2 separate regions of the Mus musculus genome follow, and region 2 is linked to region 1. A link is a loop called in an ENCODE intact Hi-C map of the cell type or tissue named here. Cell type or tissue: left cerebral cortex. All regions are shown on one strand. Each heading gives the region's core, and the rest is flanking DNA. Links, peaks and the distances in the headings are about the cores only.

What was found. Peaks named below come from ENCODE experiments on the same cell type or tissue, not always from the same donor. Only the 100,000 strongest peaks of a DNase experiment are listed, where the experiment ranks them.
Region 2: a loop joins it to region 1, with 3 times the contacts of the local background. A loop is called at or near these places in 9 of 42 quality-filtered maps.

What each region holds. Positions count from the first base shown.
Region 1 is chr3:144,444,010-144,460,408 of GRCm38, forward strand. Hs2st1 (heparan sulfate 2-O-sulfotransferase 1) reads right to left here. Exons shown (of 7, transcript NM_011828.4): 3 at 9,943-10,028; 4 at 3,261-3,399. Among named protein-coding and RNA genes, the nearest start is that of Gm43707, 60 kb to the right of the region's middle. In left cerebral cortex, for the core only: a CTCF peak has its summit at 9,814 (motif pointing right); DNase peaks (open chromatin) are centred at 9,828, 11,609 and 13,305.
Region 2 is chr3:144,681,289-144,697,687 of GRCm38, forward strand. Sh3glb1 (SH3-domain GRB2-like B1 (endophilin)) reads right to left here. Exons shown (of 9, transcript NM_019464.3): 6 at 16,090-16,179; 7 at 15,566-15,666; 8 at 10,612-10,840; 9 at 5,614-10,244. The coding sequence ends at 10,137. Among named protein-coding and RNA genes, the nearest start is that of Sh3glb1, 31 kb to the right of the region's middle. In left cerebral cortex, for the core only: a CTCF peak has its summit at 10,921 (motif pointing right); DNase peaks (open chromatin) are centred at 7,233, 8,592 and 10,932.

The sequences.
Region 1 (16,399 bases), core at 5,542-13,541:
TTTAGGTTGATAATGCAAGCTTTGATAGAAATTGAAAGTACAGAACTCTGAACTCAAAAAGATAGGACAGAGAGTAGACTACTTTGTCCAAGGTGTCCAAAGGTACATGGACTGGACATCATGAATGTAATCTTACCTGTTAGTCTTCATAATTGTTATTATTATATATGGCCTATTATTGTTAAGAGTAAGAGACTTTTATTGGACTAAAAGGGGGAAATGTGGAGAGGATCTTTTGTGTACTGTATGGAAGCATCACCCATCAATTAGAACACTGTTGGCCTACTAGCTTAGGCGGGAAAAAGGATGCGGGAATTCTGGCAGGGAGAGAGGATTCTGGGATAGAATCAGCTGTGGGAAGAAATTCACCCCAACAATGGAGATGGTCACATGAACCTGAGGAGATGAACTAGCCATGTGTCAGGACCTATCCTAGAATAGAATAAACAGGTTAAGTTATGAGCTAGTTGGGGAACACTCCCAAGCTTATGACCTAGGCAATTATTCATTGATAGTAAGTCTCAGTGTTAATACTTCAGGAATTGGGTGTAGCTGGGAAAGCCTGAGGCTACAGTAGCCTGAGGGCAATGCTGTGTAGAAACTATAAATGGTGAGAATTAGCACTGCCAGATGTTTGGAAGCCACTCGAAGTTGCTAAAAACAGCTGAGACTCAGTGGGACTCCAGCTTGAGTGTTTGACGAAGCTTTCTTGAAAGGAGTCAATTGTGTCATATGAAAGGAAGCAGCCAGACTGTATCAGTGCATGGTCCTCACCTTGAGCTGTGCTGGGCTCTGGTAGCTTTGGCTATTCTCAGATGACACTGGCCATGCTTGGAGATGTGCTGAGCTCTTATCTGAGATGTAGAAGATGCTACTAAGTAGAGGCCATACTCCTTAAAGCAGCCTACAATCTACAGGGCATTGAGCATCCCTGTCAGTAACAGATTTGCTGCTAATAACAGATTCTACACAGGCATTATCTGCAACAGCTTTGAGTGCTGGTGAACTGCAGGCTTATGGTGACAAGTACAAGTTTCCAAAATGCAACTTCTCACAGCTCTTGCTGATAGTGGTCTGCAGTGGGACTAATGTGAACTTTTGACACTGTAATCAAATGCATTAACCCTTGGGAGCCCTGTGTATTACTGTATGAACAATGAAGGATGTTTGAAAACAGACCAACTCCAAGTACAACATCAAATGCATTAATAAATTTTAGTGTGTAAAAGTTCACTGTAGCTTCATACTCTACACTCTGACCTTCCAGTTATCAAATTCACTGTAGTATTAAAAAGTAGCCTTAATTTTTGGGAAAGGCTATTAAAGCTCTCTTTTCCAATTGCATACCTGCATAAAGCTGGATTTTCTTTCTTTATGTACTTAACCAAAAGAAGTGCAAGTGAATGGCACTCTCTTCGCTTTGGTAGGAAGGAGGTTTCTTCACACCAGATGTTATGTGTTACCATGGGACAGGTGTCCTAAAATGACCCTTTAAGGAAGCCCTCTGTCTAGTGAGATGGCTTGGCAGGTAAAGGTGCTTGCCCCAAGCCTGAGGACCCAAGTCTGACTCCTGAAACCCACATGGTGAGAGGCCAAGTCCAACAAGCTGTCCCCTGTCATGTGCTCGCTCTGTGGCACACACACCCTTCTCAAAAATAATATAAAATACATGGGGAAAATAAAACAAGCTAAAATTATATATGTAAACTATGAGTTTACTCATACTGATAAACGCTAACAGTTGGCTACATAAACAAAAGTTCTCTGGGGTCCTAATTTTCTTTAATATTTGTGTGTGCATGCATGAGTGTGCTTACACATGCATGTGTTCTCCCCCACCTACAGCATGCATACTGCACACACATGCACACGCTTGGCTGGGGCTGACATTACACACAGTTGTGAGCTATGAAGCTTAAGTTATGCAAACCAAACCAGGGCCCTCACAGGGCAGGAGGTGTTCTTAAGCACTGAGCCATCTCTCTTGGACCCTTTATTTTCAGGCAACAGAGCTAACACTTGACTTAGGAAACGCTATATACAAGTTGTCACACTACGCCAACTCTACAGCACTTTAATATGCACACACCTTGGGTGCTTGGGGATTCACCAGTAAAGTAGGCTCTGTGTTAAACTTTAGGGTTTAAGCGTCACAAAGCTTACCACATTTGGGGAACATAATATATACACAGAATCTGAATGCCATAAAGTAAATGCTTTAAAGTGGAGATCTGAACGGAAGTGAGTAACTCAGCTCAGAAGCCGCCACGGCAGAGGTAAGGTCAAAGTTCAATCTTAACTGTAAACAACGGGGATTTTACTGAGCAAAAGTATGAAGCAATAATAAGTTCCAAGAACATCTTAGGTAATTAAATACATTTACATTGTGTGTGTGTGTGTGTGTGTGTGTGTGTGTTTGTGCGCGCGCGCGTGCGTGCACATGCACCGCAGCAAGAGGCCAGTCCAGTCCTTCCACTGTATGGGTACCAGACAATGGACTCAGGTGGTCAAGTACCTTCAGTGGCTAACCCACCTCTCTGCCGTACCCCGGAAAATGTTTGAGCAAAGGAAGCTATAAAGGTGTTCCACTCAAAGAGAGCAAAACCACTGTGGTTCTGAGGACTGGACTCTGGTGACACCAGGAGGAAACGATGCAGAAACCCCGGGTCTGTACCTGAGATACTTGCTGTACTCGTTACTCTCACACTGCCTGAAGCTGCCTTAGTGAAACAATTTCATAAACTCATGATTACAAGGAAATGTAGACTGCCATTTTAAGACTAAGAACCAAAGTATATGAAAACAGGTTCACTGATAATGGCCTCCTAGAAAATTGTTGGCAGGTGTAACGGTCAATATTGATTATCAACCTTTATCACCTTGTAGACAAAGTTTTGGCTTTGTGGCGGCACCTTCAGGGATGTATAACTGAACATGTGTAGCAGCGCCTCATAGTGTGTGTGTGCGTGCGTGCGTGCGTGCGTGCGTGCGTGTGTGTGTGCGCGCGCGCGTGCGTGTGTGCAAGTGGCGCCTCCTCTGGCACACGTCTCTTCCACCACACATCTCCCCGTCCCACGCACTGTCTCAGACCGCTCCTCAAGCTGCTCCTGTCACGGTGCTGAGAAGAGTGACTTACAGAGCAGGACTGCGAGAAGACACGCACGCAGTCACAGAACGCGGCTTCTGTACAGTCCTGAGCTCCTTCCAAAATGTCCACAGTAAAGGAGGCGTACACTTAGGACCAGCAGCAAGCGCGTTACCTTTTTGTCTCCTTGTTTCCGTCTCCTTAATCCTGGTCTGTAATCATCTCCAAACCTCAGGAAGTAATAGTAGGAAACTAGCCTCTCAATAGGGTCCCTGATGACATTGATATAAATTGGTTTCTTCTTCACACCGAATCTGAAAGAGCAGAATGCCAGGGGTGGGGTTAGGACTCTCATTAGTTCAGGCACGGCCTGAAATTATATGCAAAAATCTAAAGTACTCATGGTATACAGAAATAATAAAATAAGTGAACTAAAATAAAATTGAGTATGTGAAGACTGGGAAATATTTCATATTCAGGATGCAACAAAGCAAATAAAAATAATTCAAGAAACAATAGAGAATATCTACCTATGCCCTCAAAGAGTAAGGAGGTGTCCTGTCCTGAGGGACTAGGCCTAGCAGACACCCTGGAGGTGAGTGCAGCCCTGGCGGCCCTGGCAGCCCTGTCCAGCCACACTGTGCCTCAGCGGCATATTTATGCCTCTGTTTATTGAGGAGTTTAAGCAGCCACACAGCCTATGCTGAGACCAGATCCCAGGGAGCCTATCACTAGTGTCTCATTCACGAGTCCTGTGTGGCACTCAGACACGGACACATGTCCCACCCATCACTGTGTATCCCGGGAACAATTCAAACGCCATGCAGCCTTTAGAAACCATGAGTGCCATCCTATGGGGTCACATTCACTGTGCCTGACTTGCCGAGGCGACCTCGGAGACCTCCTACCATGTAATCAGTAGAAACTGGCAGGTGTCCCGTGCCTGAAGCTGCATGTACTGTACCAGCTATAAGGGTAGCTGCCCAGCTTTCTTAAGAAAGCTGCCTTCTATCTGTTAGTACCACCCCACAAGCCTCATAGGAAGATAACAAACGTTGATTAGCTGAAATAGCAGTATCAACACTACACTGAGACTCTTCTGAGAACCAACCAGCCTGAGACACACATCTTCGGACTCAACGCCAGGCAACTCTTCGCCTGCAAAATGGGGAGGAGGATGACCTGCCCGATGCACAGCAGCAGTGCAGAGAAGTGGAACAACCCCTACCAAAACCCAAGGAAATGGACCTGACCTCTGCAGTGCCCATAGAAGACAGCAATGCGCTGGGTGGCTGTCCTGTGTCCAGGGTCTCCCCTGTCTATTCACCTGGCAATTCTCAACTGTTTTCCTAAAACACCATCTGTTAGTCATCTGCTCTTCAGAAACCTGAAATAAATCTCGTTGGTAGCTGAAATCAACCCCAAATGTCTGGGATTTGGGATACAGCTTGACTAGCATGTCCAGGGCTCTAGACTGCATCCCTAGCACCATGAAAATAACAATGGCGCCAACCGCGCCCCAACTCCTCAGTCATCGTACATTGGTTGGTCTTACATCTTAGATGCCACCTTATTGTTTTCTTGAACTCTACTCTAGGCAAGCTGCCCGTCCACCACATCCCATAAGCCACTCTGCTCACCCGTATCTACGATGCTGCTCTTGGCTGGCTTTTCCTCCTATTCCCTTGCTTTTCTGGAGCTAACATTTTCCTGGCAGCAGAGACAGTGCGTATCGGTGAGCTCTGATGGCTAAATACTGACGGCAGCATGTCAGGGAGACAAGAGGAGGGTACCAGGGCCGGGGCCAGAGGACGCACACAGCCCAGAGCCACTTTCCACCAAACCATCACTGATGTTACATACAAGGGACACATGCAGATATGTGGTAAGGAAAAGCATTCTGAGAAGAGGGAACCCTAAGAATGAAGGTCTTGAAGATTCTAGTGCTGGCTGCTTGGAGAAAAAAGAATTGGCGGAAGCATCAGGGAGAGTACAAGGTGACATGGCGATGAGAGGTTGGGAGGCCTTGGGGAGTGCAGGCATGTGGGCCTTGCAGACCGCTCTAAGCATTCATTTTTGTGAGTCACGTGTGAGGTCACTGGAGGATTCCAGTAGAGAAGTCCGATGATTCATCTTTTCAGAGGTGGGTGGCTACTGTTTCAGAATGAAGAGGGTTGTGACACACTCTTGTGACCCCCAATGACCACTGTGTAACAGTGCTATTATTTGTCAGACACCTGCGGTACCTGTGAGCTATTAGGCTCAGTAAAAATCAACTCTGGGCTTGTCTTGCTAATGCTTGCCCCAGCTGCACGATGTCTTCTGAGTGTCCAGAGAGCAGCAACCATTAAAGAGGAAACGAGTGTTGTAGACTGTGTAGCAAGTACTGTGACCTAAGGAGTAGGGGAGGCTACAGAATGGCTGTGGCTGTTGTGCATCTGTCTGGGACTTTATCACAAGTGCGGCCATGGCCAAGCACACAGGGGCTAGGAATTAATTAGCTGGGGTGGACAGACTATGGGATCTAACCAGTCACGCTGTTTTGTGAGAGAACATCCAGCAATACACAGGAAACACTTCAGCTTAGAGACAGTCACATAAGAGAAGCTGCAAGGAGGGAGAACACAGGGCACGGTGGCATCCTTAGACGGCGGCCCTTAGACGGGCTCTCTGGGAAACTCCTCTATGTCCCATTAGCTGTGAGCCAGACCTCACTCCAGAATGCTTGCACTCTTCCTTGTCTCCCTAGGCTTGGACACATGGACCAGGGGGTGGGGTAGCAAACAGGACACAGCATATTACAAACCTTTCTCTACTCAAAGTACAGCTGTCTGACAACATTCTGGGTGTTATGTATGAAGCAAAACTTTAATGAGATGATCAGTGAACTCATTCTGAAACTAGGAATGGACCATTACTTGTACCTGCGGAAGGGTTATATAGGCATAAAGAACTGGAGGCAAGGGGTTGGAACAGAAAATGGGCACAGTAAAAATGGCATCTGGGACACACAGCGCAGCCGAGTAAGAGACAAAGCTAACAGGGTTTACCGGTTTAACCTCTGCTGACTATACAGCTTATATGGGGAGAAAAGCAAGTTCCATGGTTGGAGACTCTTCCGTCAATCCTGGCCAGGGAAGAAGGGTAGAAATGTATTTCTGTTCAAGGAGAGTAAACTACTGACCGGCAAGAATGATCCCCCTGGAAAGAGGAGTCCACTTGGTTGGTGTGAGGTGACAATTTTCCAACACATTTACACTTACATCTACCTGCCAGCCCAGCGGGCTCTCTAGAAGACACTTCAGACATCTATGCATGTCAGCTATGTGCTGCACAAAAGGAGCAACACTAGAATCGTTTCCTTACCAGCACACGTGCATAGCTGGAGGAAATAACCAAGAACAGCTTTAAAAGCCCGGGCACACGCAGGGCATCTGCAAGGAGCCTAATCTACTGGCTGGAGTCTCAAAGAGAGGCAATGGGGCTGGAAGGAGACAGCCTTGGGGAAAAACTGCATTCCGAGACTTCTGCAGTGCATTAGATTTAGTGCCAATCTTTAAACCATTATTGTTGTTGCTGTGCCGTGTGTGCTGTGCTTGTGTGAGGTCAGAGAAACTGCAGAAAAAGCTTCTCTCCTCACACGTGGGTCATGGGGACAGGCGCCTTTATCCCGAGCCTTCTTGCTAGCCATTCATTTGGCTTAAGTCTGGCGAGAAACAGTCTTATGTCATATCTCGTGCTGTACATATTTAGGTGGGACTCTTGGCCACAAATGGCTCATACTAGTGGCAGACTGCCTTTGCTTAGTTTCAAAAAATGAGTGACTTGTTGGCATCTGCTCGTCTCACTGATAATGATGCTGTGGTATCAAGGACAACTGATCTATTAGGGCAACTCCTATTCAATAAATGCTACTGATACATGAACAACATACATTTATATAGGACCGTTATAAATACTGTCTATTTTAGTAAGGCATAGTCTCTTCACTCCAGAAAGAAAGGGGGTTTTGATGAACCTATCCTTAGTCAAGAACTACAACTATTCAATTTGATATTAATCCTGGCATCTTGAAAATGTCCACCCTATATAAAGGAATGTTAAAGTCAATGGCATTAATTTGTCATCGCTCAACTCTCTGAAGACTGCTTATCACTAGGAAGAAAACAAACAAGGACTGAGCACTTAGAGGTGCTTCAGGAAACCACAAGGCTAAAACAAAGGGCACATGATAGAACCCCAATCAAAGCCGCTAGGTAAAAAGACATTTCTCTTCTTCTATCCTAATACTGTAGAGAAAATACAAAGGCAGGACTTGATCGAGACGTCTGTACTAGAGTGTACAAACACAAAGGATCTTTCACTTGTTGTTTTTCCACATTCTTTCCCTGAGTCTCCAGAAAACTCAACTATGTTTCAATTTTTATTATCTGTCTAATAAATTGGAAAATTAAACATCTTTCCCCCCCCCCACGAATTTACCATTTTTTCTAAGTTACAGCAAGTAACTTAGGGAATCACACCGAGCCAAGGACGCAGGAACCTGTACTTCCTTCTCTGCCCTTTCTTGAGACCTTCTTTATTTCATGTGTAAGGTGTTTTGCCTGAATGAATGTCTGTGTACCATGTCTGGCTGTGAGGCACAACGTGGATGCTGGGAGCCTGACCCACATCCTCTGGAAGAGCAGCCAGTGCTCTTAATCACCCACATATAGTATTTTGTGTGTGGTGGTACAGGGACTGAGTAAACCCAGGGCTTCTATCCTAACTAGGTGACTATTCTACTACAGAGCCACAGCTCAAGAGACATGTTTTTACTCAAAAAATCATTTAGCTGTGTTGTGCATTTGCTGTGCGTGTGAACACAGGAGTACATGTGTCACGGTGTACGGTGGTCAGAGGACGATCTTTCCTGTCATCCTTCCTTTCCCACTCCTTTGAGACAGGGTTTTACTGCTGCTGCCAGCAGTCACTGGCTGGTGAGCCGCCTCTGTCCCCTACATCTCTCCATGAGTGCTGGGACCATATGTAGATGCCTGAGCTACATACCTGGTTTCCACATGGGTTCGAGGGATTCAAACCTGGGTCCTCACAATTGTGATCCAAGCAATTTTACCCATGGAGCCGTCTTCCTAAACCCTCACTTTAAAATGTGAGATAGGATCTCGCTAAGTTGTCTGGGCTGGCTTCAAACATGTAATCCTCCTGTACCAGTCTCCTTGGTAACTAAAATTACAGGTATACGCCACCACACTCAGTTCAATAACATGTTTTGAAGAATAAGGTACTCTAAATTGGCAAATGATGTTTCTCTCTTCCTTCCTCAATCATGGAGTTTATGACTATCAAGCTAAGGAATGGTCACATCTACAATATTTCTTGACTGTATACAGTAGAACACATCAAACAACTTCCTCTAACTGATTCCATTTAGCTATTTATTTAAAATTGTCATTCTATTAAAATTTTTACAATATATTATTATTTCCAGTAACATGAGCCACTATGAAAATATTCAAACCCAGTGTGGCTGTCAGTGTTTAATAAGATTATTCTTTAAAATGCTTTATCCGTTTCAAGTTCAAGTACCTCGGTGAACATCAGAGCCTTGTTCTACATACAAGACTGTGCCCAAAGCCAAGGCACTCAATGTATAACTTTAATAATGAAAACCTACAGTATTAGAATCCAGGCCATGTAGAGAAAGAAAAGCCCCAGACCACTAGGTGAAAGGTAAGACACTCTGAGTGAAGGGTAGCGTAGCCCTCAGGGAACACGCACATGTGAATGAAGTCTAGGAAACTGGTTCAGGGCCTCTGCAGAGAGAATTTTTAGTTTATTTTAAAGCCGCCTATAAAATGCTTTCAATATTGCAGTATGAATTATTTATAGAAAACTGTACACTTAACTTGAAAGTTACAATGTTACTAAAAGATCTTAGGGATTATGAGGGAAATCAAGATATATCACTTTATTGTGTAATATTCAGGCAATTCTTTAATTATATGATTTCCAGAGAAGCTAGGATGTCCCACTGTCTGACCCTACGGCACGCTGTTCTGTCCTTTTCCTTTTCCAACCTAAAAAGTGAAACCGAGACAGAGCGAGCTTCTCTTAGAGCAGACACCGCTGCTAAGGTAGAACCAGGCTGCGCATGCCCACTGTGGACAGTCACTTTCCGTCGTCTCTGAAGTCAGCAGAGGGTTATCAGCAGAGCACGTGCGTGTGGGCTTTTATTGTAACAGCGCCATGTGCTCCATGGAGAATGTTCAAACGGGTCTTATGTTTAGACTATTCCTTTTAACCAATTTTCTGATTACTCTTTAAAGATGCAAGGGCTCCCAAGGGGGCCACAGAATGCTTGAACACTGTGTATTCTGCAGTCTTTTGAACTTTTCTTTAAGAGAATTAAGACAAAATTACCGTGACTTATACAATCATATTCAAACATAAAAGAAAATTCTTAGTTTTTAAAAAGTCTCCCCTTATATCTCATAATTTCAAAGCTGAAACACAGTGGTTCGAGGAAAAGCATATTAGGGTACCAGAAACTGAGGGGGGTTTCTCTGTTCTCTGTCAGTGACCTGGTGAGCCCATTTGACTGACCGCACACTCGTGGAGTAATCAGCCGGCCTCCAGTACAGGTGAGAAACTGCCACAAGTCCCTAACATAACAGAATGTGAACTGTCATAATTAGCTCGAGACGTGTCCTTTTATGACCACTAGAGGGCAGTAAAGCACTGGAAGGAATATTTAAATCATCAGTGTACAAGTGGCCTGTCAGTGTGTCTAACACTGCTCACAGGCAGAGGACAGACAAAGCACTCTTCAGTACATCATTCTGGATGCTACTTACTTTGCAAAATCCAAGTAAGAGATGTGTCCGTGATAGAAGCCTGGCTTCATCTCGTTCCAGGTGGTTATGTTCTTCACAAAGCGCACCTAAAAGAGGAGGACATTCTCATTACCTCACTGCAATGGAAAGAAAGCAGACTCTGTCATCAACAAAAGACCTCCCACTCAGGAACGGGACCCAGTCCCCGCATTCATGGGGCTGGAAGGCCAGTTTGAAGTAAGAGCAGTCAGTGGAGTCTGAACGCACTACTTTACCACGGCCATGACCAGTGCAGTATACACAGTCTACACAGGGCGGGAGGTGGACGCAGGGGTGTACTTCACCCCCATGAGGGCAAATCATCACTGCCATCTTCACTGCGTTACAATCAATAAGAGATAAGCGGCTGGCACAGCTGCAAGAGACTTCGTGATGAGCTTGTCTGCAGTGGGACGAGCTGCACGAGGTACAGATGAAGGAGGGATACACAGATGGAAGGAGGGCCGGGGAAAGGTGGTATTTGCCCCTTTATCTTTGCACCTTGACAGAGTTCATTTATCTTATAGCTGTCTGCACCGCTGCAGCCGCTGCTCCATTAGAACCTGGGTTCTTCGGGCTTCAAACTTGAACTGACGGTAAGTTGCTCTTCAGGAACTCTCCAGACCTTCAGAGCCAGACTGGGGCTCCTGAGGCCCTGAGCCTTGTGCACTAGGCAGTTTCAGGGTTCTCTGTGGCTTCAGTGTGAAGGTAGCCCTTGTTGGACTACCCAGACAGCACTGTGCAAGACATTCTAACACTCGCTCTCTTTTATAAGGTTACTTATATGGACGCGTGTGCATGTATCTGCAGGTTTCTATACATATATGTACAGAAGCCATAAGATATGGAGCTGGAGATATGGGTGATATGAGCTGCCCACAGGGGGTGCTGGGAGCCAAACTCAGGTTATCTAAAGAACAAGTATTCTTAACCACTGATCCCTGATCCACTCCAAACCACTCCCCTTAACTATAATGCACATCCATAATACAAATGTAAAATGTGTGTGTCTTCTTTCTTCCTACTGTTTCTCTAGAGGACCCTGCTGTCTTCCTTAGGCTTTCTATTGCTGTGAGAAAACACCATGACCATAAGCAAACACAGGAGAGAGGGTTATTTCACTGACAGTCCAGCCTCAAGAAAAGTCACTGAGAGAACAAACAAGGCAGGCACTGATGCAGAGGCCTGAAGAATACTACTTCTTGGCTTGTTCCTCATGACATGTTCAGTTTGTTAAACAGTCTGGACCACCTGTTCAAGGTGGGCTTTCCCTTTCCCTGCAGGCCAATCCTATGGAGACGTTTTCTTTTCTTTTCTTTTCTTTTCTTTCTTTCTTCTTTTTTTTTTTTTTTTTTTTTGGATTTTTCGAGACAGGGTTTCTCTGTGTAGCCCTGGATGTCCTGGAACTCACTCTGTAGACCAGGCTGGCCTCCAACTCAGAAATCCGCCTGCCTCTGGAGGTGTTTTCTTAATTAAGATTTCTTCCCAGATGAGCCAACCTTAAGTCAAGTTGACATACAAATAGCCAGCACACAGAAAAAATACACCCCCTATCAAAAATACACACTGAAAAAGCAAGCAACATTCCAATCTAAAGAATTCTTTCTGTGTGCATATGAATACATGTATTATACAAGCAGAGATTCATACCCCTGGCTAGCCTCACGCCCAGCACATCTAGGGTGACGTCACATTCTTGGTCCTTCTGCCACTGCCTCCCAAGGCCTGGGCATACAGAGTTCCACCATACCAGCTCATTCTATATATTACATATTTTCTCTGACACAGCATTCGAAAAGCAATCACTTAAAGGACATTCTTCTTTATACCTCAGCAAATTGAAATACGACTAACAAAATGACTAAAGATGATTGTAAGATTTTTAAAGGTGGATATATAAGCTTGTTCAAATAAAAACATATAAGCTAGTCAAGTATCTAAAATTCTCTTTCAATTTTAATGTGTGGGTTTGTGCAATATAAGTGTGACTGCGGGTGAGTACAGGGTCGCCCCTCGCAGAGCTGGGGTTAGACTGTTTCGAGCTGCCTGGTGTGGGTCAGGGAACTGAGCTGAGGCCCTATGAGAGAGCAGTGGGCATCCTTGGTTGCTGCGGCAACGCTCCAGCTCCCAAGCGCTTCCTAACTTCCTGGAATTGGAAGTATACAAAAAGCTAACATGAGAAATTCTGTAAGTGTCCATTAATTATTTTTTTAAAAAAATTGAGAAAGAATTTTTAAAAAGAAAACAAGTAGTTAATTTAAACTGTTTGTGTGCCAGCAGCTATACAATTTCTCTGTACAATAAACAACAGCTGGTCAGGACTCTCTTCTGGAGACTAGACAGACACAGAGGGATGGCAGGGCCCACTCCTCTACACTGCAGGGAACCAAGCTGCAGCTTCAGTCCCGGGAGGCAGAGCCTACACTTACAGTGAGGTATCAGTCTTTCACCAACATTTAGATCTGAATTACACGGACCTACTCTACAGCACTGACCTCAGGCTACCAGCATTACAGCTGCTTCCTACAGAAGGCCTGCTGTGGGTTAGGGACAGGACAGATGCAGTCATGCGCTAGTGTGTCTGCTGGGAAATACAGTTCTGGGACAGTTTAGGTTTAAGGGGCTACATTATTGGCTGATACACTGATGTAAATGGTAGTGACACTATGAGCCAAATACATGCAAGTGTGTGTATGAGGTATTGTGTTCTTTCCTATTCATTCTTTCAATTCAGTACTAGGCAGAATAAAAATACAAAATAGTGAATGAAGAATAAACTGCACGATGACATGAAATGTACTTGTTATTGTTAATTATGTTGGGTCCTATGAAAACCAACTACAGTATTTCTAACCAAAAATAAAGAGCGGCTGGAGAGATGGCCCAGTGGCTGGAGCACAGGTTGCTCTTTCAGAGGAACCTGGTTGGGTCATCAGCACTTACATGTCGGCTTACAACCACCTGTACTTCTAGTTCCACGGCATCTGATGGCCTCTCTGGCCTCTGCGGTCACCAGCCATGCACATGCCACATAGACATATATATATGCAGGCAGTACATCCATACACACATGGGGTGGGGGTGGCAAAGAGGTGATCATTTTCAGAGCTTGAGGCATACTCAGAAACTCAGCTTTGTTTTCCAAAGCCGGGATCTCCTGTGGACAGGATGGTTCAGGAGGGAAATGAAAAAGGTGCTAGATTAAATTCTACGGAAACGCTGCGGCAGACTGCAAATGTCAGACAGGACAGAGCATATAAATAGGGAGTGGATGTGAGAGACTCACAGAACTGGGAGTCACGTGAACACTGCAGGCACCCTTTCTTTCCCCCAAACGTTCCTGAGGATGGGCCACATGGACGTGAAGCATCCTGAGGGTGACTGGCACATCCCACCTGTGTCCTTTAACAGGAGGGGAAGCCCAGGAGGCTGGGTTAGATTGCTGTAGGCCTCTCAAACTTCAAAGTGCAAAAAACAAACCACCTAGAATTCCTGTTGAGACAGATAGCTACACAGCAGGTCTGAAGCAGTTAGTACCTGGAATTCTGCATTTCTAATAAGCCTTCAGGAAGTGGTGTCACTCATTCCTGGACCAAATGAAGACCACTGTTTCAGAAGATGTGGGCTCAGGAGACAGCTCCTAACCTTATTAACATGAGGCTTCTTCTGTGGCCCTAACAACACAGGTCTGAGGGCTACAGAAACTCTTGGGCACCTTGACCCTGAAAGCCAGCAGGGTTTGCAACAGGCACCTGAGTACTGCAGTACATAAAACAGGCACCTGAGTACTGCAGTACACAAAACAAAGAGGAGGCTGAAGCAGTGACCCTGGCTTCTGCCACCGCTCCAGCGATGCCTGAAGCGCACTAGATGCAAGCATTTCAAAAACGGTTCACAAATTAAAGTTACTTCCAGCTGGACAGAGGAAGAGTTTCTTAGAGATGAAGAAAAGGCAGACTATTATGCTATAAGCAATCTTGAACTGACTAGCAGAATCAGAATTTTAGAGATGGAAGAGATCAAGGAAATCCTATAGCCTTCACTTTTATAAAGACACTGAAAACCATCAATCATTTGCCCATGCAACTAGCTAATTATATGGGTGTTTGTGTGTGTGTGTGTGGTTAAAGGAGGGACATTGGACACAGTCTTGCAGACACTAGGCAACTGTCCCATCAACTCAGCAACTCTATCCCCAACCTCTCCACTTACCACAGAACAACTTCAACAGAAAAACAAACAAGAAGGACTTGAAGGAAAAAAAAAACAACAACAACAACAGACATCACTTCCCAAGGACTAAGAAGGACTTAGTGACAGACTTCTTCCTAGCATATGCAAAGCCCTGGGTTTAATCCCTGGTACTATGAAATCAAAAGGACACCAATGGAACTTGGTTATAGAAAATGTCAGATTTTGCTCACTTCTATGGTAATTCCTCAGCAATCGAAGATTCACCACTGGACTGGGAGTATAAATCAGGGAAGAGTGTGTCTTAGTTTGGGTTTGATTGCTGTGAATGGACACCATGACCAAAGCAACTCTTATACAGGCAAACATTTCATTAGGGCTGGCTTACAGTTTCAGAGATTTAGTCCATTATCATCATGGTGGGAAGCACAGTGGCATACCCGCAGACATGGATGTGGAGAAGGAGCCGAGGTTCTACATCTTGAAAAGAAAGGCAGCAGAAGGAGACTATGTGCCATACTGAGCATAGCTGGAGCATAGGAGACCTCAAAGTCCACCCCCAGTGACACACTTCCCCCAACAAGACCACACATACTCCAACAAGGCCATACCTCCTAATGATGCCACTCCCTATGGGCCAAGCATTCAAACATGAGAATCTATGGAGGCCATACCTGTTCAAACTCCCACAGATCACTAGCTAACCATCTGAGACACCTAGGTTTGACCCCTAGCATTCAAGTAGGTAATTTTCTCCCTCGACAGTCTCAAAGCACTGTCGCCATATTCTTGACTCCTTATGAGCTTACCCATCCCTTCCATCACAACTTGGCTTCCGATCCCCTACGATCACCACGCCGCAGCCCCACAGACGGACACTTCAGCACTCATCGGGGCTTGTTTCACTGTTTTCAGTCACTGAGCAGTGAAACCAAGAGACCAAGTCCAGGTATCTGTGTAGGACTCTAAGCTTTACCTAAACTTACATTACAGTTCAGGCAATATCTGGTGGATTATTACTGCTTTTAAATTCCCCAGACTGTTACTTTTGAGCTCTTCCAGATACACAGGATCTCTTTTTCTATACAACGTGTTCTGGTCAGCTTTCTATTCCTTAACAGATAACTCAGTCACTTTCCAAGGGGGAAGTTTATTCTGCCTTCTAACTTGGAAGCTTTAGTTTATAATCAATCAGTCCTGTTGTTTTAGGCCTGAAGTGACCACAGTGCACCCAGAGGGAACAACAGCTGTTCCTGTCACCAGAAGCAAAGAGAAAGAAAATCTGCAATAAAGAAAAGGGGCTGTGGCTTAGCTTCTCTCCAGCGCAGAGGAAGTGTGAGTAAACGAAGTCTCAGCGCAGGGCTTCACTTTCTCCTCTGGAAAGCACCTGGGATACGCAGGAGTGCGTTTATGGCCAGACCTCTCATACACCCTTCCTCAAAGCCGGTTTCCATGGAGATGCTGTAAGTAAGCCTTTTCAGAATGGCGGTTCTGAAGGCTTCCCTTTTAAAATATCGATTGAGCCACTTTCCCTCTCAACCACGGTAAATGCTCATCTTCTTTCTTAACTGTCTCCCTGTCTCCAGCCCACTTCCATCCGCTAACCCGTCCAGTCAGTTCCTGCATCTGTCATTTTCGGCCTCTCACTCCTGCCCTGCATGTTTTGTTTTCTTCTGGTGTTCTGCCACGGGGATGTGGCCCACAGGAACCAGTACACTTCACAGACTCTGCCTTGCATGCCAGGTGAAGGGCAATAAAACCCAACAGCATCAGATGATTTTGAGGAGGCTGAAAGCACCGGACACTGGCAAAGATAAAAGAGAGAATTCAGAGTTTCGACACTCTGATTGAAGCGTGCTATCAAGAAGGATGGCTCAGAAGGAGTAGTTAGATACAGTACATGAAAATAACACTTTTATGGCTAGCCTGGAGCGGATGCTAAACTATGACTTCTGTCAGGTTGTATAACTCCAGCAGAGCTGGGCTAGCAAGTAATCACAACACACCTCTAGGGAAAACATAAGCCGTGGAGGTGGGGGGACATGATTTATTTACTTGCTGAATCAGACCTGAACCAACACTAAAGGAAAAAGCCAAGACAGCACCATCGCAAGAATGTTGGCCTCCATTCTCAGTAAGCTCAACTCTACACTGATATCCGAGATCACAAAAGAACTCATTTCCAGTATCTGAAGGAGTAGGAGTAGTCCTGAATGCCCTGGCCTACTTCCAACTCTGTAATTACTAT
Region 2 (16,399 bases), core at 3,258-11,257, 230 kb after region 1:
CAGAAACAGAGCTCAAGCATTCTGTATCCCAAGCCAGTCTGACGAACAACCTCTCTGGGACTGGGGGAGCTTTACTTACTAGGAGAGTTGGGAAGAAGACCTGAGACTGGGCGGGGGCTCTGCTGTGTAGTCAACTCTCAGAGCACATAGGTGGGAATCCCTCAAACACAGATGTATTGAGGGGTTAAAGTTAGGGTGGGCGTAGTTTTGGTAGTTAAAGGAACAGTAGGAGTGGTCATGAAGGGAGGTCTACAGCCATGGCAGTATATCTGATAACCTATGGGAAAACGAGAGGTGCTAGCATCCAGAGGAGAGGGAGGGATGGGAGGAACGGCTCAGGACACTGCAAGCATCAGGAGACTCAGGAGAGCTGAGCAGAGAGGCTCTTTATTAGCTTCAGGCTCTCATCTAAGCCAGTACAACAGTCTCCAGCCTACAGCACGGTACAAGGATGTGGTGAGATAACATGTGTGGAGCACTCCAGCAGTGGCTGGCACCTGGTTCATGCCATGGGACACAACTACTTTCTTTTAAATGACATACTCCTATCCTACTAAACAGGGCGGTGGAGTGCTCTACCGAATACTGAATGAACAAACAGAGCTCTCCCAACAAACACAATCCCAGTAAAATCACATAGACTTGGAGAGGCAGAGAGAACACTTTTCTATTCAGGTTGACTGTTGGAATGGACCCCTTTTCTGTCTTTTGGGAATACTGCTTGCTCATCAAGTTACTCATTAGTGACTGGTATAGAGAACTGAGGAAAATGCCAGGAAAAGGGTATAACACTTCAGTTTATGGCTGGAAGTAGTTTGTGTTTTTCCAGGGAAGCAGTTTGAAAGGAGAGACAGAAAGAAAGCCTTATTTCCGCAGGCTTAGTTAAACAGAACGTTCTTCAAGTATGAAAGGACATTCCAGCACTAAGCATACCCTTAGCCCTTCATTGGCTTGTGGACTAATGATATGAACTCTGAAGCCCAGCTACACGATAATTGGTTCTTCATGCCTTGACAGCTACGCCGAGTCACAGCATCCTAACGAGGAAAGACCAGACACTTGACCTTGAAGTGCTGCTGGGCACTGGATGATTAGACCCGATACCATTGAGATATCTTACTTAAGGAGATCATATGGGTGACAACACATTTAGTGGTCCTGAAGTGAGAGCCAGATGTCTGACAAAGTTTCACATTAGCTATCCCCAAGTTTAATAGGCCCAGAGTGAGAAGGGGGTGTGGTGGGCCAGTGGTTGGCTTCGTGGAGGACGGTAGATGAATAGACCAACAGGGGAAGGGGATACTCATAGAGAAGAGAACTGACTTGGTTAAAATGTCTGTAAGATAGCAGTTATGTCTGAGTACATTCATATGTTGGCTTGTAATAGTCCTGTGGTTTATGGTATTTAGTCGAATATAGGGGATAGTCTAGAATATTGAATTTATAGTCATGTTTACATGCTAGGGGAAGATATCCATGACCTTCTGATTCTAGGGGCTGTATTTTAAAGAACCTCTGACTTAAACCGACATTGATTGCTCTTTCAGATGTGGCAGTTAATGAGGCCAGCAGGTCCCCTGTTGGCTCAGTGGGCTGTAGGTATTTTTAGTTTAGTTCATAGTTAGGGGCAACACATTTTCTGCTTCATAAACAGTTTCTAGGCCATCAGTATAGAAAATAAAGAGATATTGGCCATGTTTTATGGGCATATAGAAAAAATGTTTTGAAACCCTGACTAAGGCTGGGGCTCTCAAGCCACCAAGGTGGCTCAGTGGGAAAAGATGCCTGGTAGCAACCTGACAACCCGAGTGCCATCCCCAGGAGCCACCTGGTAGGACAGAATTGACTCCTACAAGTTGTCCTCTTACATCCACATGCATGTGTCATGGCATACATATTTCTTCATGTGTGCACACATGCAATTAAGTGTAAAGAGAGAGACTGGGCTGCTGAGCTGGAAACAAGACCTGGCTCTGCTGCCTTCTCTCAGAATGGCTCACGACTCTCTTATCTGCAAAGCAGGGGCAGACATGCCTTTCTGTTGGGCTCAAGGAAGATAGTGTTCATTAACTGTAGGCCAAATGTTAGGAGTACCGTGTGTTATCAGTATTTTCGAAGGGAATCCTGAAGGCCCTGAATCCACAGGATGCCGTGCCACTGTTCATAAAGGCTCATTAGAACCACTACCAAGTCAGCATGGTGTGTGTCCAGTTCCTCTGAGGGGAGGGCTGGGTCCGGGTCCGTCCTGGTTGAGAGGGATTCCCAAATGTCTCCTGGTTACTTATCAGCCCAAACATTCTGACCGAGCAGCTTTGTAATTTAACATATAAGCAAACTCACCCCACCCAACAGCCACCACTAGAATTGTGCATACTGTTCCGGTGAGTAAGTGTGGTTTAGTTTATTATTAAAACTTGAAAAACTTGGGCTTTTCTCAAGTCTGTTGGGATACAAGAGCGTGAAAGACGTTCGTGATCTGATTTCTAACATTTTCCTTTTATCAGCGAGGAATCCTAGGGCCTATGAGCTTACGTGAATAATTTGCCGTATGAACCACATATTTAAGTTCTGCGGGACTTGCTGTCTAGTGCTCTCTAAAAGAATGGGTTATGAGAAAGTGTTCTAAACTCACCATTATTTTAGAATCCTGCATGTAACTCGTTTATATCCAAACACCCTGTGTTGAAGGTAAATTCATTTAGTTTTCCAGGGTTCCATTATGAAATGAACTTTGTTAGGAAGGTTCATGGGGTACAGTTAGTCCTGTTATGCACGTATAATGAGATTTCTTTAGAACATACCATGCCATTATGTGTGCTTTGAGCAATTCCAAGCTAACCTGATCATGTTTCCGAGCTATGATTTAGCATTTTGAAGCTCAAACTCTCCCACTTGGTTTTTCCCCGTGTAGAAGCAGATCTGGACTGTTTTCTGAGCAAAGTCTCACCCCTCTTCTAATAGTTCTCTTTTTAGGAAGTGAGATGATTTTTATAGACAGATCTCTGTGGTGTTTTGAATAGGACTGGCCCTTGCAGGCTCATATATTTGAACACTTGCTCATGAGGGAGTGGTACTAAGTAACAGGAATTAGGAGGCATGGCCTTGTTGGAGTAGGTGTGGCCTTGTTGGAGGAAGTTTGTTACTGGGGCTGGGCTTTGGGGATTCAGATGCTCAAGCCAGGCCCAGTGTTTCTTTTCCTACTGCCTGCCAATCTCGATGTAGAATTCTCAGCTACCTCTCCAGCACCATGTCTACCTGTGTGCTGCCATGCTTAGCCAGAACAAAAATGGACTAAACTTCTGAATGTAAGCTAGCTCCAATGAAATGTTTTCCTTCACAAGAGCTGCCTTGGTCATGGTGCATCTTCACAGCAATAGAACACTAAGATCATCTCAATTACTTTTTTTTCTAAATATTGCCATTATATCTATGGTGAAAGTATTGGGATGTGTGCTTCATATGCTCATCAGAAATCTTAACCTCAAACTTTTGGCTGTCAAATTGGCAGTTATGAAAGGGACATAAGAAATTTCCCTGTGAATGGTCCATTTCAGTACTTTAGAAATGCTAATGGTGTTACTTAGAAATGAGTAACTATTTATGATGTGCAGGTTGTGTGAATTCTTTTAATTTGCACAACGGTGGCCCACCAGGTTCTACACACATCATCTTCCCTGAGGGTTTGTAAAGCCCATGCTGCTGTACTCCACCTCTGGATTTCCTGATTCTGCGGGGATCAGAGAGTTTGGATTTCTAAGACATTCTCCAGTGGTGCACTGCTGGCCAGGGAGCTGTTTCAGAACTACCGCATGCTTCACACCAGGGAGGCCGGGCCGTCAGTCTGCATATTACTTGTGAAAACAAACAAACAAACAGGAATTAAGGTCATATAATTTGCCTCAGACATAGGTGGTAATAATGATAGGTTTAAAAAAATTTCTTGACTCTATAGTCTATATAGTATTCCAAAGTCTATAGTCTTACTTTCTGTGCGGAGAGGTTTTAGCACCAACCTATTCTGTCTAGACAGAATAGCAGTAGTGCTATGTTGTAGCAATAGCAGTTGGGATGGATCCTAGTAATAAGGCTGGTCTCTATGACTCCCAGTGTTGGGTTCCAAATATATTAAAAAGTGGATGTTGTGATATGTTCCTAATCAAAGCCAGAGTGCAGGGGAGAATAATATACTCCCAAGAGAAACTCCCTTATGCGGATAGAAATGGACAAGGGCAGTGTCATTCCAAAGGATGTGGGACAAAGGGAACCCTGATGACATGGCTGCAGCGTCCACTTAGGACATTTATCTTTTTATTGATGTTTACTTTTGGTTTTAATTACATTTCTCCTCTCCCTTTCCTTCTTCCAAACTTCCCATAACCCCTTCCTGCTTTTCTTCATTCATATCTTTTTTAATCAACTGTTGATGCAGTGTATACATATATATATATGTGTGTGTGTGTACATTGGTATACACACACACACACACACACACCTATATATCCCCAAGTATAACATGTTATAGAGTGTCACTTGTATGTTTTCAGGGCTGACCATTAGTGTGCTCCTTCCTCAGGCCCACCTCTCCCTGCCCCTGCTTTATTTAGTTGCTTCTAGTTCTTTGTCTAGGGTTGAGGCCTCGTGGGCTTTCCCCAGTTTGGCATGTCTGTCATACTGGTGACCATATGGGCGGTCATATTGGTGAGACTTTACGACACAGCTTCTGATGTTACTATGAGGCACAGTCTCACAGCAAATTTCCCGATCCTCTGGCTCTTACAATCTTTCTGCCTCTTCATCTGCAAGGTTCCCCGCGCCTTAGGAGTGGGAGTGTCTCATAGATGTATCATGGCATTTTTCTTTCCTAGCCATGCTGATGAAGGTGCTCTCCTGGGAGAATTAGGTTTGTGTGTGTAAAATTTAAGAGCTTCTGTACTTTGTGGGAGCCCTTGGTGCTCGGGCCTCCCTTAGTCTTAGGCAGTAATGAGCAGGCAGTGCGGGTGTGGGTGTGGGTGGTATGCAGCAGGTATGAAGGGATAGGTTAGGGCTCAGTAGGTAGTGTGCGGGCCAGGGCTCTGTCACTGTGAGATTGCTAAGGCAGACGACTCTGATTAGTGTGTGTTCTTGTATGGGAGAAAGAATGAAGGAGGTGTCACAATGACTGTGTGGAGCTTGGAGGACTTTACATTTTGTTCTTGGCAGCTGCATATGGTAGGTTAACGGGTACATGAGGACACCAACTCAGGTCCTCAGGCTTGCAGACATTTCACCAGCCCCTCTGTTACTCTTTCATCAGCTAGAGAAAGAATGCTACTAGGTAATTGAGGAAAGAGTCTGAGTGCTGGGAAGTAACTCCATTTCCGTCAACAACATCCACTACCACCAGCTTCCACACCCACTTCTGTACAATGCCAGGAGGGTCAGCTCTACCAACTTTCAGCCCACTCCTCAGCTTCACTGCCAGTGGCCAGAGAAACTTGAGGTCATCAGGGAAGGACTGACATGGATGGTGCAGCGTCCCCACTAGCAGGTGGAGGGGAGGACTGCTCATCTGTGGACCCAGGCACATGTAAGCCATGTAGCACTTGAGGAAAGAGTTAGGAACACAAAGAGCTAGCAGCACAGTGCTCTTCAAAGCAGTTTATTAGTGAAAAACTGGAAACCTAAAAATTCAACAGTAGTTTAACAAAATGTGGCACATATGAGGAAATATCATGCATCCATTAAAAAAGATGTAGACACACATGACACAGCAAGATAGGCATGGGACTGTTGAGTGAAAAAGTTACAAAACAGCATGTACAATTTGATCCCGTTAAAAAAATCTGTAAGTGTGCAGAGAGCCTGGAGGCCACCTCAGTCATAGCACTTCTCTGATAGTGGAACTGTAGGCCATGTTTTATTTTTAACCTCTAAAATTTTTCTTTTTGTCAGCATATTATGACTTGTATTAATAAAAAAGCATTAACAATTCTTAAAAAGTCTACTGTCGTAGGAGTTAGATTACAGCTTAGGGACTGAGGTACAGAGGTGTGCATACATTAGTCTAATACTGCTTCACTGGTTTCTCAGGGTGTCTTGAAGCTAAACCCCAGTTCAAAGGCACTGTATGGAAGTATGGTGGTTAGAGCTCACTTTCTTTAGAGCTGTGATTCTCAGCCTGTGTAACGCTGTGGCCCTCTAATACAGTTCCTCATGTTATGGTGACCCCAACCGTAACATTCTTTTCCCTGTTACTTCATAACTGTCATTTCGCTCCTGTTACAAATCATAATGTAAATACATATCTGTGTTTTCCGATGACCTTAGCCGAGCCCTGTGAAAGGGTCATACGACACAGGTGAGAACACTGCTGTAGAGGTAGGTCCACATTCCCAGACTCCTGTCACCCAGGCCCTGCTCTTCTACGCAGTCCTCTCCTCACTGACACTGACTGTATCCTTCTACCTTCGGACCCACTTCTTAGACGGGTCTGAAAGGACCTCAACCAGTGAGGGTGGCGGTAAGGCTAACAGAGGCAAGGGGAAATGTTCAAGTGTTGTCAATCGTTGGTGCCTGAGGGTGAATGGCCACTTCTGTCGGCCCTGCGGTGGTTCTTACAACTGACTACCGCAGGGCCATGCAAATGGCTTCCTGGACAACTGTGGGGCCCTGCTTCCAGAATTTGGCTCAGTAGGTTTTGTGGGGGAAGACACAGGTATTAGCATTTTTTTCCCTTTTACCCAACAAGTATTTATTGAGCATATAAGAGCCAAGCTGTGTGCTAAGAGTGATTTATGATTAACAGAATTATAGTCTCTATCTTAGAAAGGCTACATTCTAAAGTGACAGTTACATGCTAAATAAATAAATTATAAAAATAACAACATAATTACAATTAATAGTTAGAACACAGTAAAGAAAGTAAAATTAGGTTTTTGTCTTAAAACATTTAAAAAGCGGTCACAGGGAAGATTAATGCTACTAATCCACAGGCCCGTGTAGACAAAAGTATAAATAAGGTAGAATATTTGAAAACAGCAATTAGCATTTTCAACAAGTTCGCAGCAATGCTGATACGGCTGGTTTAAAGTCTCGTGTGAACTTTCCCTTACGTCATAGTTTTATGATGTGACAGGGAGGGAAGCACACAGGGAAGCAGAGGGCGTGAAGCAGATCTGGCTGTGAGCCGAGCTCCCCTCCACAGCTCTTCACTCTGGCTTGTGCCACTAGGCAGTTCATTGCAAAGTTTCAGGTGCTGGGACTGTGTGACAAAGCAGTCCTCTGTGAGAGCTCTCTGCATAAACAAGTCTGTGCCACCCTCTCTCCTCCCCGCTGCCACTTCTCCTCAGAACCATCCTTCCTGACTAACACTAGCTTCCTTTCGCTCCTGCTTGAAGGATGGGCTGTGGCAACCTGGGGATGCTGGCTTAGGCCTTATTTTCCTGCTATGAAGGATGGGCTGTGGCAACCTGGGGATGCTGGCTTAGGCCTTATTTTCCTTGTTCCATCGGAGTGAGGTACATTCTCATTTTAGGAACCTCATCTCCTGCAACACGAATTTTTTTTTTTTTTTTTTGATTAGCACCATGAAAAAATGTTTTAACTATAACCATGTGGGTCAGATTCCTTTAAGGACAAAGGTAGTTAAAATCCACTTCTTTTTCAGTTTGTAGAGGGCCTATAAACATCTCATTTATTATTTTATGAATATATGTACCCTCCACTCATTAATGTGCTACTGAATTATGCTCAGGCGCCAAGAGTTTATTTAAATAACTTTGAATTACACCACGAATTAATGGGTTTTCTAAGAGTTTTCTTCTATGATACACAATTTCCTTGGGCCTTTACGTGAGCAAAAACTAAACTCATAACTTTAAGTCAAAACCAAAATTAAAGAAAACTCCCAACCAAACAATAAAGCTCATGAAAACAAAAAAATGAAAACAAAAGAGCAGGCCTAAAGATTACGTTGGATCGATAATAGACAAAGGTACAAGGAAAGCGCCTTTGCTCCTCTTAGCACTACAGCCTGGGTGGGTCCTCTTGTGTCTAAGCGCATCTTCAGTAACCAGCACTCCTGCTGGAAGCACCGGGTCCTGCTACAGAGCTTACACAGAGGAGCGTGTGGGGCAGGGTGAGGGGTGTGGGCGGGGTGAGGAGTGTGGGCGGGGTGAGGAGTGTGGGCGGGGTGAGGAGGCTCTGCTCGGGTTTCCGGGAGGTGGAGAATGGGCTGAAGGGGGCAAGCACAGCACAGAGGTCAGACATGTTCCTCACTGCCCATGTGTCAGGGACTGAAAAGGACATCTGGGCTTACAGCATATGTACTATATGCCAGGTCTTTGCCTAAAAGCACAAAACACAAAGTAATACTTGTGGAATAGTCTCCTGCTAGGTAACAATGCTTATTCCCATTATACTGATAAAAAATGGCAGCTCTAAATCTGAGTTGAACTCCAGGGAGCCCAATATGTGAGGATACAAACCAGAACCAATTCAGTCCATATTTATATTTTCTCCTGCACTGATCTATTTCCCATAAACTGAATTTGCTGAACTGAAGCTGCTGTTTAAAGTCACCCAAATTTCTATAGTCCCTCAAAACCTAATTTTGGACAAATATAACAGATGGCGCTTTAGGCTATAAAACTTCCTTTCTGAGGAAGAAAAAGAACAACAAACCTCATTCACTTGATTCCCTAGAACACTAGCATCTCAGTTGTCTCTGGAGTCCCTCAAGTATGTAACTCAAGTGTAAGTCAGAGTCTTACAGAACTAGAAAACTGCAGAGGAATTTATCTGACTGCAGAGAAAGGGGTTTTTAATGCTGAGACCAAGAACCAAGTTTTCCATGTTTACCAAGCTCTTAACACAAATGGATGCTTTAAAGTGCTATTTAAATAGTACTTTAGGGCTCAAAAGTTTACAAGACTCTGTGAGTAAGTGAACTACACCTTTGTACTCCGCTACTAAGGTACTCTGGACAATTTTATGTTCTGTTGGTTCTAGGCCCAAAACAAGTCTTTCCTTCTACGTGGGATTCTACTTCTGACTTCTCAGACCCAAACCAGGTAATTCCTAAACACAACACTTTTATTTCTTCCATCACAATATCAATCCTGTTAGAGGTGTACTTAGTTGATCAACAAAGTACCTGGCCCTCAATAAATGTCTTTTGAATGGATGGATGATGAACGAGTGAGACATGAAGACCTAACCAAAGAATTCCTCAACTGGCAATTCACAGCAACGTTTGCTGATGGATAGCATGGTCCTCACAGCAATTCTCTAGTTCCAAATGTGTCATTAGCAACCTCCAGAGCGCGCGCCACATAACCAAAGATCCTGCTGAAGACAGACTGCATCCACTGCATGACTTGGCCTATAATGAAGGCTGTCGCACCAATCTGTATTTTATACACAATCATTGTTCAACAACAAATCTTTACTGTAGTGTAGTATCTTCTCAATGGATGCAATTCTGATTGGTCATCAAATTTTGGCAACTGAATAATCTGAAGATTATTCTTAGTGAATGAATTTGTCCCCAGTGTTCTGCAATCTTAACAAAATTATGAAATAAGGTAATACTTTTCAAGACTCAGGTTTAAAAGAAACTATCCAGTAGTGTAATAAACATAAATAAACCAAACCCAACCCAAACCAAGCAAAACTCCAAAGCCAAGAGACCCTAGTAAGGCCTAGTATTTAAGTCATCTGATTCCTATTGGGCAGCAAGGTAAAAAGGAGTTTTTACTTTATTCTTTGGCTATTGTATCTAATAAATGAGTCACTGGTATCATGCACAATAAATTTATTTTGCATAAAAGAAAAAGCTTCCTGTTAATGAAAAATTCAGTAGAAAAGAATCCTTTCATTTTTAAGTTGGGGCTCAAAAGTAGAAGTTGCTTGTTAGTAAAACCTCAGTAGAAAGAGAATTGTTTAAGAAAACACTCCTGTCATGAAATCGCTAACATAGATTCTGTAATGAAGGATTAACCATGCAGTTTTATTGGCAGAATGGCCAGTTTCTGATGGCTTATAATTTTTCTTTTTCAGTCTCTTATGACATTAACATTGGAAGATATTTAAACCTGCTTTAGAGTTATTTATATAAATATGGTGTTGTGATGGGTAACCTCTCGTGGTCTCCCTGTTTAATTGAGAAGTTCTAAGTAGGTAATTGGCACCTTGCCCTTTTGATTTCCTCTCTCTCCCATTAGCCAGTCGGAGTCCATTCCAACGACACTGAACACAGTGATTACCTACAAAATATAATATTTCCAATTATTAACTATATTAACATAGGCATATAGCAAATATCAGATTTACATTAAATGTTTAAATTATTCACTATTTAAAGACTTAAAATATCCATTTAGCTGAAAAATTATGGATTTTATCAGTGGCAGTTCTATATATAAGTAAAACGTGTAAACATTTAAAACATTATTTCTATTAATCTAATATATAAAATAAAAATTTAAATTGTCAATATTAACAACTGAAATTCATGAAACATTCATAATAAACTCTTTCCAAGTTACAGTGAGAAATTTACATTTTGCACTAATATTAGACTAGGTATGTTTGTCTATGATCTAATTTTCTTCCTGGACAAATATCACTCACCTCATCGGCCAGGAGTGACAGTTCAGTGCTATTTGCAGCATCATAATCATAGAGGACCCTAGCCTTCCTGTTGTTGCTGGATTCTTTAAGGTCATTGAGGTTAGAAGGACAGGTGATTACAAGGCTACCCGTTGAAGCCTGGGCAGAAGGACCAATTGCATTTGACAAAGCATATGGCACTGGTGTCCCAGAGGTCTGATTGTTGTTAGAAAGATAATTGGATGGAAAACTGTTGGAAAAAAAGAAAAATAAATAAATAAAAAAAGAAACTTTACTTATCTCTCTTCCAGTGATTAAAGTTCCTCACTTTCACCACTTGGTGTCACCAGTTACCAACTTCCTCATTGGAAAGATGTCCTTTAGTGAGGAAGTATATGGTCGCTTTTCTCTTCCCTCGAAGGCAGTACTCAAATACTTCAAAGCTGTCTCTCCTTACTGACTTAAATTTAAAGAACATTTTGGCTAACACTCCTCTCTGGGGTATATATGTGTGGATGTTTATTCTTAAGTATATACATTCCCCCCCACCCCCCCACACGATTAATCTCTTTTCTTCTCTGTGAATTGTTAAAACAAAGAAAAGCTAAATAGTAGGTACTATTGTAAAAGTGAAGTTTCCTTATTTATTTATTTTGGGAAATATTTGGTTGCCTGAGCTTTGTCATAAAGCCAATATATCACATTTTCCTATCAGGAACAGGTATGTACTGTCTAGCATGTTCAGCATTGCTATTTTAAGAATAACCAGTGTTATGATTACTTTATGGGCACAAAGACCTAGAGAAAATGCATTCAACTTAATTTATTATGATTGATAGTTGTGATGAAATATAAAACTTAATAGGAGAATATAGCAAATTTTACAAGGTAATTTTTCTATTAATTTTAAAGGAAAAATTAAAGCCCTACAATAAAGAAGTGACATAGTGTAGAGTCTCCAATGCGTTTAAAGCTGCTTGTGCGGTCCGCTTCCTACTGAAGCAGCAGGCCTGTGTGTGCAAGCAGATGCTCTTCTACAGAGTCACATACCCTGCCCATACTTATGCTTTAATCAAGCTAGTCATAAAAACATGTGAGGCCTTTTATCTGTTAAGCAGTACGAAATTCATGCCTCGGAAAATAACATTGTCCTTACATTTTTTTCTATTTATTTTACATTATGTGCATGAATGTTTTACCTGCATGTATGTATGTGCACTACACATTCCTGTTGGATCCCCTGGACCTGAGGTTACAGATGGATGTGAGCTACCATGTGGGTGCTGGGAATCTAATTCAGGTCTTCTCAAGAGCAAGTTCTCTTAACCATTGAGCCATCTATATAGCCTGACAAAATTTTCCTTATGACCACTGTCCTGCCTAGAACCAGTCAGCCACTAGCAACATGCCCTGCATGACTCATGTTTCTGTCTGACCCTGCTCCTGTCTGACTGCAGAGGTCAACAGTGCAGGGACCGACCCTATGTTTCCCATTTCTACCCTTCCCTAACCAACTCTCTAGACCTTCACACCAGTCTCCCATATATTGTCCCATCTTTTGTTGCAAACATTTGAAGATGTTTCATTGCTAAAATATACTTCCTGACTAAGTGGAATGATATTATATATAATTCTTGGTGATTTTAATAGCCATGCAAGACAATTTTTCCAAAACTTTAGCCTCTTATATTCATGAACTTCTGTGTTGATTCCCACCAGGTCCCAGCTGCTGCCCATCCTCAGCCTCCCACCCATCTAGACTTACTAATCTCAGAAAATGCAAGGTGAAGCAGCATAGTTTCTACTGTCTTCTTTATCACATTTCCTCTAATAATTCCACTTACACAGCCTGCCAGTACCAGGCTAGCCTTCCTTTGTGTCCAGAGTGAGTTACGGTAACCACGCCATGCCTGCACACTCTCACATCACTACATTCACTTGGCAAATTCTCCCCAACACACGGGCTCAGTACTAGTGCAGCCACTGTGTTGGAAGAAAAAGAAAAATCTCTGTTGCTGTCTTATACTTGTGAGTAAAACCCCTTAAACTGGTCTACAATGCTGCCTGGCATTGTACATTAGGTCTAGGAAACTCACGTGTTTTCCTGGTGACCATTTTATAGCCTCTCATTTACCTTCAAAATGCCAGCCATTCTTCCCAAAGCCTTGCAGCCAGATGACAGACTTCGTCCTTTTTAGTGAAGAGGACTAATAACAGCGAGGGAGTGGTGCCTAGTCTCCTACTGTTGATGGCTGCCTGTATTTTGCGGCTGATCCTGTTGTAGGTACAGAACTGTGTCTTGCGGAGACGAGTCTCGCAATCCCTCCCTCTGTCCGATACAACCATGTGCTCTCAGTCTAGTCCGTCCTTCTCCTCTACCTGGGAAGCCACTCACTGCTAGCTCTGGATTTAAAGGAACAAACCTGCAGATGCTCTTCCCTTTGGCTGTGTTTTACAAAGAGCTACCTGGAGCCTCTGCTCAGTCTGTCACAGTTCCTCTGCCAGCATCTCAGATAACAAACGCCGCCACCACTGTCCTGCCAGCTGCTCTTGTTGATTCAACTCTCTGTGCCATGATTAGGACTCTAGCACTCTCTCTAGCTTGCCACCTTACCACAGAGCCCAGACTTACGGAATCTTTATTTTTAACAAAAGTGCTGAAAGGTTAAAGCCTTTTAATTACTATAAAAATAATTTAAAAAAATCACTACCTGTGTGCCTGGTTCTTGCTTCCTTATGACTAACAGTGCCCATTCTGTGTGGTGGTGAAGATAGCAAAGTCTATGAAACACGCAGGACGTGTGTGGGGAGTGTTTGGGCACAGCTTTAGCCCTTACAGAAGTGACAGAGTTACTCAGCTGCTACTATCAACACAGCTATCACAACATGCCTTTTTTCTCTAGGAATAGCTTTGGGCTGGCTAGTGCAGTCTGGATGCTTTCTTATTTGTTAAGGTCTGCATAGTAAAACCTAAAGGAAGAAGTAACTAACTAGCTAAAAGGTTCATTATGTTGCCAGGCTGGCCCCGCCCGCCTGGGTCTCACTACAAGCCTGCAGGCATATGCCCTTACATCCCACCCTCTCTTGGAAAAGGATCTTGGAAGAAACTAGAGGGTTAACATTCCCTCTACTCCTGTCACAGTAATGCAATCCTTTGAAGGTAGAGAGGCAAGACGGACTTTCTTCTCTAGGACAGCACTGGTTCTACTCTGTAAGGTGCTTGCAGAGTACAGTGATGCGGCTGGGTTTCCATGGCCGTGTGCCCAGGACAGCATAGCTTAAGTATGTACAAGTACAACCCGTCTGCTCCACTCGCAGAGTCTCAGGGCAAGTGGGAAGGAAGTGTTTAGGTTTCTCGGGTTTAAATTGTTCTGCATTCAGACATGAATACGATTACTAAAACACCAAGTATGTAGAAATGTAAACCATGCAGGTCTACCAGAACACTAATTTGTTAGTTTTCTGCCAGTTTATTCTGAAGATCCAAACTTAGCTTTGTGATGTTGCCTAACTTTAGAGTGGACCTAAATCTGAAGGATGACTGTGCAGGATCAACACTCTCTTGTTAAACTGTAAGTTCTGCTGTCTTTCCTTCACACGTCACTGCTCTTGCTCAATGGTTCTGTGAGTACCTGACTCCTTACTACAGTTCACTTTTATGGCCATTCATGCTGCAACCCAGTCCACACCTCCAGCCGCATTCCTTACCCACTAAACCACTGCTCTCACTAGAATCAAAGTATTGTCCATTACCCAAACTCCCTCGCTGCTTCTCTCATCTCTCCTGTATCCTGTCTGCCTGTAACATTTATCCGTGCCTTGTGCATCTATATGACTCTCACTAAAATAACTCCAGCTGGGAAACTCATCTGGAGTCAGCCGGGCCATAATTAGATGTCCTCACTGCACCCTGCTCCTTCTACCACTTTACGTGGCTGGTCTATCCATGGCAGATACTCTTAGATCCTACATACATTGTTAAAATGTCACCTTACATATAAGCTTCCCCAAGGCAAGTACCCTGGCTTGTTTGCTGATGTAAGTCCAGAATACATTTGCGACCTAAGGCAGGGATTCTATAAATATTTAATAGTTAAATGATTCAGTTATGTGCTTTATATATCATTTTGCTTTAAAGTATATTACCATATTCAAAATAATTATGTAAGGGGCGTGGGGTCTTCGGACTATTCCAAAATTAACAAACATGAATTAACTTACCTTTAAGAATAAAGTGTTAATGTAGCCATGTCTATCTTCCTCAACAAACAGCAAAAGTATTCAGTAGTAAGAGAGAGGTTAAGCCTCAGTATCTTTTTCAGGTAACATCATTTTGTGCTAGAAATGCTAAAGATGTTACCTCAGAAGTCTGATAATAACAAAAAAGGCAACTGTATGCAAGCTAACAGAATCTTTAACTGTTCTAGAAAATTTCATTCCTGCTGTTGGATTATACATAAAAAACTTAAATATTTAAAATTAAATTTCATTTATTTTCTGTGGTATGTGTGTATGTGCCATGGTGGGCATGTGGTGGGCATGTAGAGGTCATGTGGAGCTCAGAGGATACCTTTTAGGAGTTCTCTCCTTTTCCAAGTGGGTCCTGGGAATTGAACTCAGGTCATTAGGCTTGGTAGCAAGAGCCTTTACACACTGAGCCATGTCACCAGCCCTCACATATAAAAAAAATTTGACCGTCTTTCATCAGGACTTAAACAAATGATGTCTTTTGTTGTTGTTGTTAGTGAGCAGAGTAGAGTTTTAGTACAACAGGTGTCATGCTTGCTTCATTCAGTCCACTTCCCGCTGCCCTCCCTCCTGACCCTGCTGGCTGGCCTGGGAAGTGGACTCTCTTGCTTCGCTTCCCAGCTTGGTGTTGCAGTAACAGATCCATGCTGCGGTGTGTGCCCAGCCAGTGCTCCCCACTGAGCCTATTCCCCCTATCATGACTTTCACATAGAAAGGGAGACACTACCTTCCCAGTTGCTTCTGTAGGTCTAGCATATACTGGTAACACTGTGCATAGTAAGTCATCTGGGCTTCTACAAAGTCATTCAGACAGCGGAGATGATGGGCCTGCAATGGAAAAGTTACGGTCATTCTCAGAAGTTCAAGTGCTACAAGCCAAGGGGAACAAAGGCTAACACTGTCACAAGGGAGAATCAGCGGTGGCAACCTACTGTAAAGCTTATTACTGGGGTACTCCTATCAGACTTACTAAGATGAATTACTGGTGAACAATATGTTGACAAACTTTGTTTAGCCAATAGAAACCAGCAGGAAAATTTATGCAATGTGTAAAATGTGTGGTGAGATGTGAGAGAAAATGAACACATTTCTTCAGATCCTTGTAAACTCTCTTCAGCTTTCCTTGAGAGGTAAATGCCACAGGAAGCTCTCGCCTGCACATGCTCCTCCTTAGCTGCCTGGGGTTGTCTCAGCGTTTTTTTTTTTTTTTTTTTTTTTTTTTTTTTTTTGGGGCAATGATGTAACACTCACGTGTGTACTGCTGATTCCCTCAAGCAGGAGTCGGGTAATCTCTGCCTGACGATCAAATTCACTTTGAGTTATTCTCAATTCCTGTTCAGACTGAAATTATAACATACTGTTAGGCTCTCAATAGAAGACTCAGTCCACTTTACATATACCAAAATGAAAAAAAGAAAAGAAAGAAATTCCCAATATACTCCAAATTAGAGTCTGATGATACACCAACTCTTTTGTGTATGTCTTAACTGTTTTTGAGTTTCTAGACCTACCTGTGTCACCAAACACAACTGACACAACCCATCCTTTATCAGCACTCGAC